Linked DNA regions of Homo sapiens: regions 1 and 2 are each linked to region 3. Evidence: chromatin contacts called from ENCODE Hi-C or POLR2A ChIA-PET data. All regions are on one chromosome and are shown on one strand. The core of a region is the stretch at or near the end of the contact, and the rest is flanking DNA. Distances in the headings are between cores, read along the strand shown.

Region 1 (4,263 bases), core at 154-2,653, 110 kb before region 3:
AGCGATTCCCACGACTCTGTCATGCCCTGGAGAGAATTTTGGTATAGTCGCTATGCATCTTTTCACATAATTATAATCACATACGCAATTTTACCCTTTCTAAATTCACCATGATATTATAAACACTTATTTTCTGTTGTTACATATTTTCCTTTACCTTGATTTTTTTAAAAAAATCCATAATATCCAGGCCTTCTTCCTTGGAAAACAAAACCACTGAGTAGTGACACTCAAGAGTTAAGGGAACAGAATCCCAGACCTGGTTTTGCCACCAACTAGAGATACCACCAAAGGATTGTCCCCTGAGTTCCCTGAGTTTTCTCCTCCATGAAATGGGTACCATAATTCTTACTTCACAGGACTGTTACAGAGATGAGATGAATTAAGGTTATAGGGCCCTTGTAAACTCTAAATTAATATTCAAAAATAAGGTGTTAATGTCTATCTTTAGAGGCAGTAAGCAAAGCTGTAGAAACTAGGTAGTTAGTTCTCTCTGCTGATCAAGGCTATGGTACTCAAACCTTGAATCTAGAGCCCAACACTTAAGGAGGGAGAACCTGTGTGTTCAGGCTGTGCTCCAGCTGCTGGCTCAGGGTAGGGGGTCTTCCTCCCACATATAAGCAAGAGGAATCACTAAAGCAGAGTTCAAATATTCAATCCAGAAAGCAATCAGTAATGGAAGAACTGTAACTCTGGTTTCTTTATAAATGGAGCTGAGAATCCCAGGTATTTCTGATAATTTAATGAAGGTTTATGAAATTTTCTTAGTCTTCCCATGCCTTTGTATTTTGATTTTTAGAATGAATGTACTTCAAGCTTAGCACGTCCCTTATACACTGTAGGAGTATGATAGATCTATGTTGACCTGAATGAAGGTATGAGCAGAGGGGAATTATCCACGCAAGTATGGTATTATTTACTTTCCTCTTATTATTGAGCTGGTGATTCCAGTATTTCCACGGAATAGTAGATCAACAGGCACATTTCGGATTTGACTAATCAGAGCTGCAGATGTGGTCTGACAGTTCCTCTCATCCACTCAGTTCTGCTCTCTTGGTTGCTTTCTCGATTCCTATTCCCAGATATATTTCTCCCTGGAGACTGTTTTCTTCTGGACTAGTCTCTTAATCTTCCCAACCCATATTTGGAGAGATGTTTCGTGCTCACCCGTGACCATGAGAAAGTGTTGCACTTTCTGGCCTCCCTTGCAGTTAGGCAGGGCTATGTGATTGGTTCCAGCCAGTGTGGGCTGTGAGGGAAAGAGGTGTGTTACTTGTGGGCTGAGACAGTGAGAAGCTCGTGCATAATTCTCCAGGCTTTCTTTCTTCACCTCATCAACTGAGGAGACCACAAGTTCAGGAATCATAGCCACAGGATGGTGGAGCCGCCATTGGCCTCAACTCTGAGTCACCATGGCAACAGTCTCCTTGGAGAATCATGTGGCCCACAATGGACTTTATGTAATTGAGAAATCCATTTTTGTGATGTCAAGCCAATGATATCTGGGGATTATTTGTGACAGTGGCACAATTGTGTTTATTCTGACTACACATTCCATCTCTAAAATGGCCTCAGTCTGTTCTCTGATTTTAAACCTTTCTTGTATGTGGGGAGTACATCCTGAAAATTTTGATGTATTTATATTATTTAGATTATATTGCCATATTTTCCAAACTGTGGCCTACATACCACTGGTGGTATGTAGGATATTTTTATGTGGAATATAGATAGACATACCTGTTTTTTAAATATTTACATGTATAATTCTTTTCCACTTATGGCAAGTGATGTGTCTTTCCCATTCTTAGTGGTTGCATAAATGCTTCTTTTACAATAACATTGGAGAAAATGAAGTGACTTAAGGAGAAATATCCAGCAGATAAAAGTATAATTGATGTGCAGATATGGCAAAAGTCTGAGAAATGCTATTCAAATGACTGAAGATTTGGGAAGTGCTGCGTGTGATAAGTTATATGGTGGAATGTCTTAAAGAAATCTCCACCAGACCAGGAGATTTTCATTTTTGACAACCAGTTCACAGAATTCGATTCAGTAGATGTTTTTGAATGAGTAAACATTACTATAAAAAATGTTTAAATCTAGGAACCTAAATAATAAAAGTCCCAGTCCAATCCTTTGAGGTCAATTTCATTGTTTTTCTCCTTATTCTCTGCTCTTAAGAGATTCTGTTTCCCTTAAGTGTGTTAGGCTCAAATCAGATTTAACCAAAGATCAGCATTCGTGGCATCATAACATTTAAGAATTTAAAATGTGTGCATGACATTTTTAGAAATAATGATTTGCTTTGCTGATATTAAAAAACGAGGTTGCTGTTGGTCTGAGTCACAGGTGAAGCCCCATTTGTTTTTCCATTCAGCCACCCGCTGGCCCTAATCACAAATGTCTTTGTACTCACAGTCATCTTATGCAGGGTTTGTACTTCGGCTTCTCTCACTGTGCTGGAGATTAAAATGTGAGATGAGGAGTAACACACTTGCCAGTGACATGGAAGTAAATATTATTGTTTTTGGGGGGTGACATCGACTGCATTTCAAATACAGCCATGAAAATGTTCTATCAATAGCTTTCTATCGATTGGCAGTTTTGTGCCTTTTCAGTTCAGCTCCCAGAGCTGGTCCTGATGAGGTGACTGGCAACTCACCCCAGGTGTGGCAGGCCCCTCCCCACTCTCCTGGGGCTCTCCCTCTCCCCGCTTGCTCTCCTTCCCTAATCCCCACACCTTTTTATGAAGATCAGTCCTTTGCACAGCAGCCATGGCCAGCGTGAGGTGCATGTGCAAGTGGAGAAGTAGCAGGTTCATCGACTCGTTCTGGTAGGGGGCCTCTATCTTATTGAGCACACTTTTGACGGTGGAGATGCCGCTTTATTGCAAATCCCTCCCCGGACTCCTCCTCTTCTTCCAAAATTCAGGCTGAAGACAATTGCCCTGATTCCCTAACCTAAGGGATGGCTCTGCAAGTGGTGATCGATGTTTATCAAATGCCCCTGAGACTCGAAGACGCAAATTATATTCCTATTTTTCATGAAATTTAAAAAACTTTCTAATTTAAGATCATTTAACTTTTAGCTGCTGCAAAACTGGTACATGGAGTTCTCGTATACTCTTCACCTGGACTCCCCAAATGGTAATATCTTACAAAACTGTAGTACAACGATGGAAATCAAGAAGGGAATGTAGGTAAAGAGCAGTACAGTACAGTACTTCTAACTAATCTGCAGCTGTCATTCAAATTTAGCCAATTATCCCACTAACAATTATCATTGTTAGTAACAATTATCATTGCGGTGTTTGTCAGATGGTGACTTTCTAGTTATCATCCTTCTGCATTTATCAATTGGAATTCTACTACAATGAAGAGCTACCTCTTCTGAGCTATTTATTCATTCAGTTATTTATTTGTATTAGTGTGGTCTCATGGATATTTCCTTTATCCTATAATCCATTACTATCTACTTTATTTCTTTTTTTAGAGACCCTCCAGCTCTGTCACCCAGGCTGGTGCAGTGGTGCAATCATAGCTCACTGTGGCCTCAAAGTCTTGACTGAGCTCAAACAATCCTCCCACCTCAGCCTCCTGAGCAGCTGGGACTACAGGTGTGCACTGCCACACCTGGTTAATTTTTTTTAAAATTTTTTTATAGAGATGAGGTCTTGCTATGTTTCCCAGGCCGGTCAATCATCACTCATTTTGTTGCCCACATTGTTGTACAATTGGCTATCGAGAGTTTGGTACAAGTTTACTCCTGTGTCCATTTGCCATGCTCCCATCATTAAAAAAATCATTTCCTTACTTTCTGGGACCACAAGACGTTCCAGACTCATCTTGTGTTTTCTCTGTCCCTGCTTTAGAATCAGTCTTTTCTCCTATGAGCCCTGCTTTCAGTATTATTTTAATGTTAGATTTATAACGTTCTGTTCATGTTCTTGGAAAATTAATATTTACCATATGGGAGATCTCTATGTAGGAGATATTAGATATTCTTCTACCATCTACAGAACTGATTTCTTATGAAACACTGGTCCCAAAAACATGTCAGATTATGAGGAGCATAGCCTATTTTGATACATATGCTAAAAAATGGGAAGCCACACAACTAGGATTTTCACCAAAAAATCTGTTTTACTCTTTCTTGCTTCTATATTTCTTTTTAGTAGGTAACTACAGGTCCAATATCTTTTAGACTTTTTGTTGTTGTAGACTTTGTTTTTTGCTAAGAAATTCTTTTGGCCCCGTGTAAATA
Region 2 (3,956 bases), core at 109-2,608, 81 kb before region 3:
AGTTCCATGCCATGTATTTTATTTCAATAGCCACATTTTAGATGACAAATTTAAAATTGTATCCAAATTTCAAGGGAACAGAGTCCTACATTAGTTCCAGTACCCAGCCCTCTTTCGTGAAGAGGACTAGAGGTGGTTTTGTTGTTGTTTTTAAAGAGAGAAAAAAGTGCTGTTAGAATAAAAATAAAGAATGTTACCAGAATGTTCTACTTAATTTAGCTTTCCAAAGATAAACACACTGGTGAATCATTACATGCTGATGGTGCTATTTAAACATTAATCCTTTAACCTTTTCCTTCTCCCTTCCTGTCTACTGAGTTGGGTGGGTTATAGGTAGCGTCACTTAGGGAAAAGTTTGTTCCTTTTTAGTTTTTCTATGGTTCAAACTATTTCTCGTATAAGCACTATCTACTGGAGACTCTTAAAATAGTACTTTAAAGAATAAAAGAACACTTGAGAATGATTCAGTTGGCGGAGATTCTATAAATTTAGATAATTTACTAATCATTATGCTTATTAAGTAATTTAACTATCTCAAATGAATTACAGATATTTTATAGCACTATCCACATGTTAATTGAATCTTGATCCTCAGGCCTGCAAAACTGGCCATGAAAAATACTTTTGTTGTCCCCAGCAAGCCAGATCTGTGAGTCCCTTTATTCCTCTAGGTCTTCATTTGGTGTCTTTTTAGCGTATGTTCTGTTTTCCAAGTTGGGAGCGGCTAACTAAGCGGGTCGTCCTTTCTCAGAAGGTTTATTTCTTGGTGGTGATCTTGTTATTGAGGCTCACATTTACCTGAACTGCATTAAGAGAGAGACACTCTTACTTATATTTGTATCCCCAGATTGTTAGCAGAATATCAGTAATAAATGCTTAACAGCCAGTGTTTTTGAGTGGATAATATAATAGGTTTTCGACAAGTGAATGTTTTTGAAAACACCAAAACTCTGTGTAAGAATCACAGCCATCAGGCCGGGCACTGTGGCTCATGCCTGTAATCCCAGCATTATGGGATGCCAAGGTGGGAGGATCACATGAGCCTAGTAGTTTGAGATCAGCCTGGGCAACATAGTGAGACCCCATTTTACTAAAAATAAAAAAGTTAGCTGGCTGTGGTGGTATGTGACAGTAGTCCCAGCTACTTGGGAGGCTAAGGCAGGAGGATCGCTTAAGCCCAGGAGTTTGAGGTTGCAGTGAACTGTGATCGTGCCACAGCATTCCAGCTTGAGTGACAGAGTGAGACCTCATCTCAAAAAAAATAAAAATAAAAATAAAAAGAATCATGGCGTCCAACTCTGGGGCTGTTGCTAGGGCTCTGCAGCCCTTGCTGAAAGTCCTGTGAACTTACTTGCTGGCCAGCAGCCCCATCTGCCTTCTGCCTGTGTCTTGCAACAGCCCTATTGCTGCCAGCACAGCCCTCCTGCCTCCTTCCCTCCTGCGTTTCTGCTCCCAGTATGCACATCAAGGTCACATTCTTCTGCTCTATACTCTGGATCTTTCTACACTTGGCATGTATTTTCCCCTCTGTGTTCTCACGCTCCACACTGTGGAAGAACACATTCTCTTGGGAAAACCCATTGTAGGGAGGGACAGGAATGACTTCCAGGAAGATAGTTGCTCAACCTAGCCTCCAAGAAATGAAAGACATACCATTCGTGAGCTGCTTGCTGTCCCTCCCTTGAAGGAATATTGAGGTGGTCTAGGGTATCTCAGTGGTTTTGCTTTTTTGCCTTGAGCAGTTGTACGGAAACATAATACTGGCTTCCAGGTGAGTAGTAAAGACCTCATGCATTTTCATTAAATGTGATTTCTTTTATTCAAGGTGAATATCATCCTCTACCCACAGACCATCCTAAAAATAAAGTGAAATCCCTACTCTCTACAACCCACATGCCAAATGTGAGCAAACATGTTTGGAATAAGGTGTATTACATATGTCATCTTTGCAGAGTTCAGTTGTAATTTGTCCTGGACTCTTGGATTCCTCTTCTGCTGTCTGTTTTTCCTGATGGGAGCCAGTGATAAAAGGATTAAGGAGATCTGATTCCCCCTTCAAACAATACATGGTTCCATTTGTGTTCTAGCATAGAGGTTTTTAAAGTCTTTATTCAGCATTGACCTAAACACTTCTTCCTTTAAGCCACTGAACATGCTGGACCCAGGCTTTGGAATGCCATATAGAGCTAGATTATTGGAAATCCTCCAGGTCCATTATATTGACATTCTTTTTTATAATTTCGCTACCATTTTATCCTGAGAAATTCTCTTTCATTACCTGCTCAAAGCCCATTGCTGGTGCCCTTCCTGATGCTCCTCCTACCACCTGCCATATTTTCTACCTGTTACTCAGCACGCAAGACTTCAGGTGCACCTACGGAAGTAGCGGTGGGGGCTTTGGCTGTTTCTGAGCCTGTTCCTGGGGAGAGGCAACTTTAGTTAAGGTGACTTGATGCATGTAGTTTGTTAAGACAGTGATGATATAGTAGGTCGAAGAATGCCCCCCGCGCCCCCAAAAAAGAACCATATCTTAACCCCTTAAACCTGTGAATATGTTACTTTACATGGCAAAAGGGACTTTGCAGATGTGAAGACGTTAAGGATGTTGACTTAATGATCCTGGGCGAAATGATCCTACATTATTTGGCTGGGCTCAGTGTAATCACAGGATTCCTTATAAGAGGGACAAGAAGGTTAAAAGAGGAGAAGGCAATGTGACAATGAAGACAAATTTTGGAGCAATGAGGCTGTAACCAAAGAATGCAACTGAGCCTAGGAGGTGGAAGAGACCAAGCCAGAGCCTCCAGAGGAATGCAGCCCTTCAGAACACCTTGATTTGAGCCCTACAAGATAAGACTAATTTTGGATTTCTGACCCAGAACCATCAGAGTAAATTTTGGCTGTTTTAAGCCACTAAATTGGTGGTAATTTGTTACAGTAGCAACAGGAAACTAATACTGATGAAAAGATAATAGGAAAGGAAAGTAAAAGCAGAAGTGTGGGCCAGGGAGGGATCGCAGTCATCTGATGGCAAAGCACTTCTCTAAGAACAACCACATGGCTTCCCCTTCCTGGCCTATGTCCCTGTGGATATGTTAGAACCTGGTTAACCTTGACTGTTATCCAGTGCCTTTCCTGGCTTTGTCCTTCGTATCAGATGCAGATGTTTTATCTCCTTTTTTTATGGCTCCCAGGAACTTTCTATGACCCCCTTAGAGGAATCACTAGACCTCATGTCTCAAAGACTAGCTAAGTGTTTGCTGTGGTCCTAACAAGTCCACCTAGAGCCATTTAAATGGCTGGCATTGATGCTTTCTGTTATCTGTTCCAGGTTTAGTGGCGTGAATAGTAAACATAGTAGATTAGTCCTTTGTAATTAAATTTAGATAGCATCTCACCCCTGACTCTTTTAGAACAATGATGGCAGTGGGAGGAGTCAGAGAGGTCAGTCCCCAGTTAAATCAGTCAGGCATTTATTGATGACCCTCTGGGTACTCAGCGCTTTGCTCTAGGTGTCCTAAGCTGATCTGAAAAATTGGGGTCACCTCCAATTCTTTTTTCAATGAAGTCCTGGATAAGGAGACAAAAGCAGAATGGTGAAAAAGAATCATTCTCTCAATTAATCTAAAGCCTATGTGTTAATACTCTTTAAAAAAATAAAACTACTAGATGGCAAGTGTACTTTCGTAGGAGAAAACTAAACTTTCATTAGGCTATTTAAGGAGATCAGGCAGAAATTGATTCATGAGAGAAAAAAGTAACATGCTTTTTAGGCATTTTTAGGAATTTTGGCCCTGCCTGGACCACACTGTTTATTGATTCATCCATCACTTATCTGGTCATGTATTTATTCTAGAAACAATTGTTGAGTACTCAGTAGTGTTCTGGGAGCTACGAGGAAGACCTTGACAAGATTTCTACGTCTTTCATGGAAGCAATCAATACATGTTTGATAA
Region 3 (4,088 bases), core at 931-3,430:
GTTAAACTATAAACCCATGGGATTAACACCCAGAACTCTTAGTAAAACTGTGTGAGTTCTAATAAGGCAAGAGTAAGGCAATTTGGGGGAAAATTATCTTAAAATTCTCTTGTTAGGTGATAATATCTAACCTTTGCGTTACAACCTAGAAATGAAATTTAGAGATTTCTGTAGACGTTTTCTATGTTCATTAGTATAACTTGTTAGCTGTGATAAAAAGGCCACTTAAATGCCAAGTTCCATCAGAAGCTCTAGAAACCAAGAACAAGAACTGTCCCACTCTTAGAAAGAAAACTTAGTGCACACTTCCTGCAGTTTTGGTTGACATGCTTCAAGGATAATGTAATGGAACTGGAAGAGTTTCAGAGAAAATTGCATAACCTGGTTAGGGTATTATAGGAATCCCAGATGAGGCTGAAGATTATATTAACTAGCAAATCATGAAAGGTCTTGAATAAGGTAAATATAGCTGTATTAAGCAATTCCTGAAAAACTGGAACTATAGTGCACCTCCTTGATCTTTGAAATAAGAATTTATAGAAGTAATAGAAATATGCTATTGTTTCTCAAGGAAAAGAAGAAATGATAGCAACCTTAAAGTTTAACTTTTATCAGTATTTAAAAATTATTACAGTTACATATTTTGAATGTGCAAAAGGTACTGTATATTTCCTCTGATCAGTGACCTCCCTTTATCAGAAAGACTGTCAAAAGGAAGAGTGAAACATTCTCCCTCTTAACTTACCTTTAACCACTTTTGTTTGTTTGTTTTTTTCTTACGGCAACTCAAAGCAAAGAGCTGGAGGAGCCAGCCATTATAATTGCTTACTCTCATCGCTTAGCGCCCCAGGTGGGATGTGTTTCCAAAACACATTTTTGTATTTATAAGGAAATGTAGTTAGGATTAATTTTATTGTCCTAATTAGAACTCACATTTTGGTTAAATCCTCAATTTCATTAAAAAAAAAAAAATCAGTGTTTCTTAAGAGTGAATTAGGCAAAGGGAAGAAGACAATGGATCACACTTTTTTAGGGAAAAGATCTTCCTCACAGTGGTGGGTGGGCTATTTGGGTGTGAAAAAACATAGGGCAACTTAATTAACCATGACAAAACAGACAAGTAAGTGCCTTTCAAAAAAATCAAACAAGGCTCTGCACGATCTTAATAATAAAAATTTTAGAAAAAAATGATTTTCATGTTAGTTCAGAGTTGATTGTCTAGGATAAATTAAAAAATGAAAGCTGTGGTAAATGACCTAAATATATTGCACTTTCTGATATTTTTTACATTTTAATGAAATATATGCCTTCAGCAAAGTGCACACATCATTACAGACATCTCAATGAATTTTCATAAAATGAACACATCCAGTAACCACCATCCAATCTAATGCACCATATACAGATGTTCCATATACTGTATATATATATACACACATTATATATATATAGCATGAAGATTACTTATACTAATTAATCATTAACTGTAAATATGAAGAATATTTATTTGTATTCATATTTTTAAGAAGATTGAGATTTAACAGGATATTATAGAAGGGTTTAATTCACCTTTCAAGTTTGTTATAGTTTTTTTCCCCTTTTGTGTATTTTAATCACTTTATTTCACAGTAATTCTTTTGAAATAAAGGAGAGGTCAGCACTCCAGAGTTTTAGGTGGGAGACAGCAAAAAGTATATTTTGTTGATCTCACACGTAGACCTACCATTTAGATTTGTTGTCAAGCCTGATTGAGGCCATTAGTGCCGTTTTTAAAAAATTATATTTGTTAAAAGGAAGATAATTTTTAAAACGAGAAAAAAATGGGCACAAGACATGAGAGTGCCACAATACTGCAAATAGAATGTAAGGAAGGAAATAACTTTTAAGAAACAAATTTTGTTAAATTAAGTACCGTGACTAAATACTTTAATTCCTTTTCTTGTAGCCCGTAAGGATCATTTGACTTTGAACCTTTTAAGTCAAAGAGGAGTAGTCTGAAAGCCTGAACTCCCTACCACCCTGAGGGGGTGCGGGTGCGGCGGGGCCGGCTGGGGGCTTCCCCCACCCCCTGCTCCTGCGCCCTCCCCCCGCTTCCCCCTCCTCCCCTCCCTATCGCCCTCACCCCCCTTCTTCCCCCGTGACCCCTGACCCCAGCTAATCTGCATAGAGGAATGACAGGCATCCGCTGGGCAGGATCCGCCGCGCCGGCTGCGGCCGGCCGGGCTGGGAGACCCGCGCGGGGTAGAAGGTGAGGGGACCCGGCGGGCCGCTCGGCACAGGCCGGGACATGAACGCCTGGAAGTCTGGCTGGGAGCGGACCCATGATCGAAGGACCAAAGGAGCCGCTTGATCGCTGGACCTGGCCCTGCGACCCCAGTCATGGGCCAGACCTCGGTGTCCACGCTGTCCCCGCAGCCCGGCAGCGGTGAGTCCGGGGCGCACGCGATGCGCTCCCGCCGCGCGGGCGCAGGGCTGGCGGCGGGGCCCCGGGGCAGGCAGGGTTAGTCGTCTGGTCGGGTTCCGCTCGGACCCGCCAAGTCCCTCGGAGAAACCCCAGAGGTAGCGCTCGCCAAACTCTTTGTCGTGAAAGAGGAATGCCTTTTGGGATCCAGCCGATTTTACCTTAAAGGCACAGGCTCCATTTTTCTGTGCGCGATGCCTCGCTGTGGTTTTTTATCCAAATTATTTCGGAGCCAGAAACTTACGGGAAACGCCATTTGCGTATTACAGTGTTTTTAAAAACGCGAAACTTAGAGAGCAAGAGAAACATGCCAACAGGTTTTTCTGTATTTACGCTTGGCTTCCGAACAGACTAGGACTGAATGCTTTCAAGCTTGTCAACTGATTTATGGTTTGTTATTCGGAGTAGAAGCGCTGATCGCCTTATCCTGGCAGACGCTGAATACTTAATAACTAGCCCCGAAATGCGTAATTGTTTCAAATGAGACTTGTTTTGTTTATAGTAGATACAGCAGCTATAACATTTAGGGAAACATATCTCATGAACTTAGTTCTCCAGGACTAAAGTTAGTTTTATGGAGACGTGTGTAACGTGTCTGAGTTCTAATGCTCTGTTTTAAAAGTTTCTTTTTTCCATTTTCTTAAACAAAAAGAGGGAAGGAAGGTACGTCTGGCATTTCCCCGACAGTGTAGGGATAAAAAAAAAAAAAACTGTTTGGTGGTGTTACTTGTGATTGGATAAGGAAATAAATTTAAAAGGTACTATTTTGATATTTTTCCATCAACGATTAAAAATAAATAATACTCGAAGGGACCGTTTATGTTACTCATTGAGATATTTGATACACTTTTTAAATTGTGCAAACATCAACAGGATCTTGCTGAAAGGAAATGACAGGGTACAGAGGAAGGTTTTTTAATCTGCCTCAGGATGTCTAGCTAGATAGCATTCTGTCATTCCAACCCCCCACCCCACTTTATACCCAGTGGGTTTCTTTAGGTAGCACAGCTTCACTCCCTGAGATACCACAAGCTTTGCTGAGGTTTCTGTTAATACCACAGAAGACCCTTCTGCAAAGAAGAGACATCAGAATCAGAATATACCTTCTTTACCATTAATGACATGGCTACAGCTCTGAAATCAAAGACCTCATGTTGACAGCTTTTTGAGAGATATTTGCGGGGAGGGGTTGAGTAGGATTTTAAATTTAGTAAACTATTTTGTGCAAATAAGACTTGGTTTCCTTTGTCTTACCTTAAAGTGGTGTGAGACTTCTTTTCATTTCAAGGAAGGGTTATATTTTTACATTTGTGCACCGGCGAAGATAGAATTAAATCTGTACTCCAATACAAGAGTATACAGAAAGTATTGTCCTGAATTTAGTGATTTTATCACAAAATATTACTCGAGTGAATATTAGAAAAGCAAATTTTGCCTTAATAAAAATCAAGGAATATTATATAAATGATGTCTAAGAAGCAAATAAAATCCTAAAGTGAGACTCCCTACGTCTTAGTACAGCAAAAAAACCCGGATTGCTATAATTCCAAATAAAATGACTGATTATAATGAGAAACTGTAATCTACTTAAGTAAAAAGTGTTTTAAACAAAAATTTATGCTTGATC

The links. A loop is a pair of places that touch in the nucleus more often than their neighbours do. ChIA-PET counts read pairs that join two places held with the same protein, here RNA polymerase II (POLR2A). Pooled maps may share reads with other maps.
Region 1: a map of heart left ventricle shows a loop between it and region 3 (2.2-fold over the local background). The contact joins the promoter of PHACTR2-AS1 here to the promoter of PHACTR2 in region 3. A Hi-C loop is called at or near these places in 20 of 168 maps with a recorded cell type or tissue (Caco-2, Calu3, GM23248 and 13 more), 1 of 37 single-sample maps with no recorded cell type and 22 of 50 pooled maps. POLR2A ChIA-PET finds 5 or more read pairs at or near these places in 6 of 52 experiments (AG04450, H1, MCF 10A and 3 more).
Region 2: a loop to region 3 is called in a map of heart right ventricle, with 2.6 times the contacts of the local background. The contact joins the enhancer-like site here to the promoter of PHACTR2 in region 3. A Hi-C loop is called at or near these places in 13 of 168 maps with a recorded cell type or tissue (GM23248, Right ventricle myocardium inferior, adrenal gland and 9 more) and 11 of 50 pooled maps. POLR2A ChIA-PET finds 5 or more read pairs at or near these places in 5 of 52 experiments (AG04450, H1, MCF 10A and 2 more).

Annotation. Positions count from the first base shown.
Region 1 is chr6:143,567,936-143,572,198 of GRCh38, forward strand. It overlaps PHACTR2-AS1 (PHACTR2 antisense RNA 1), which reads right to left and starts at 1,404. Exons shown (of 3, transcript NR_027113.2): 1 at 925-1,404. It also overlaps a transcript of PHACTR2 not described here.
Region 2 is chr6:143,595,584-143,599,539 of GRCh38, forward strand. It overlaps a transcript of PHACTR2 not described here. Among named protein-coding and RNA genes, the nearest start is that of PHACTR2-AS1, 28 kb to the left of the region's middle. Within about 2 kb of position 1,359, at least 3 of the 41 ENCODE cell types and tissues checked have a DNase peak (open chromatin) inside an H3K27ac peak, as active enhancers do; they include heart right ventricle, where a contact is called at or near this core.
Region 3 is chr6:143,675,785-143,679,872 of GRCh38, forward strand. It overlaps PHACTR2 (phosphatase and actin regulator 2), which reads left to right and starts at 2,181. Exons shown (of 13, transcript NM_001100164.2): 1 at 2,181-2,425. The coding sequence starts at 2,380. RefSeq lists an enhancer at 1,525-2,373 and a silencer at 2,123-2,422.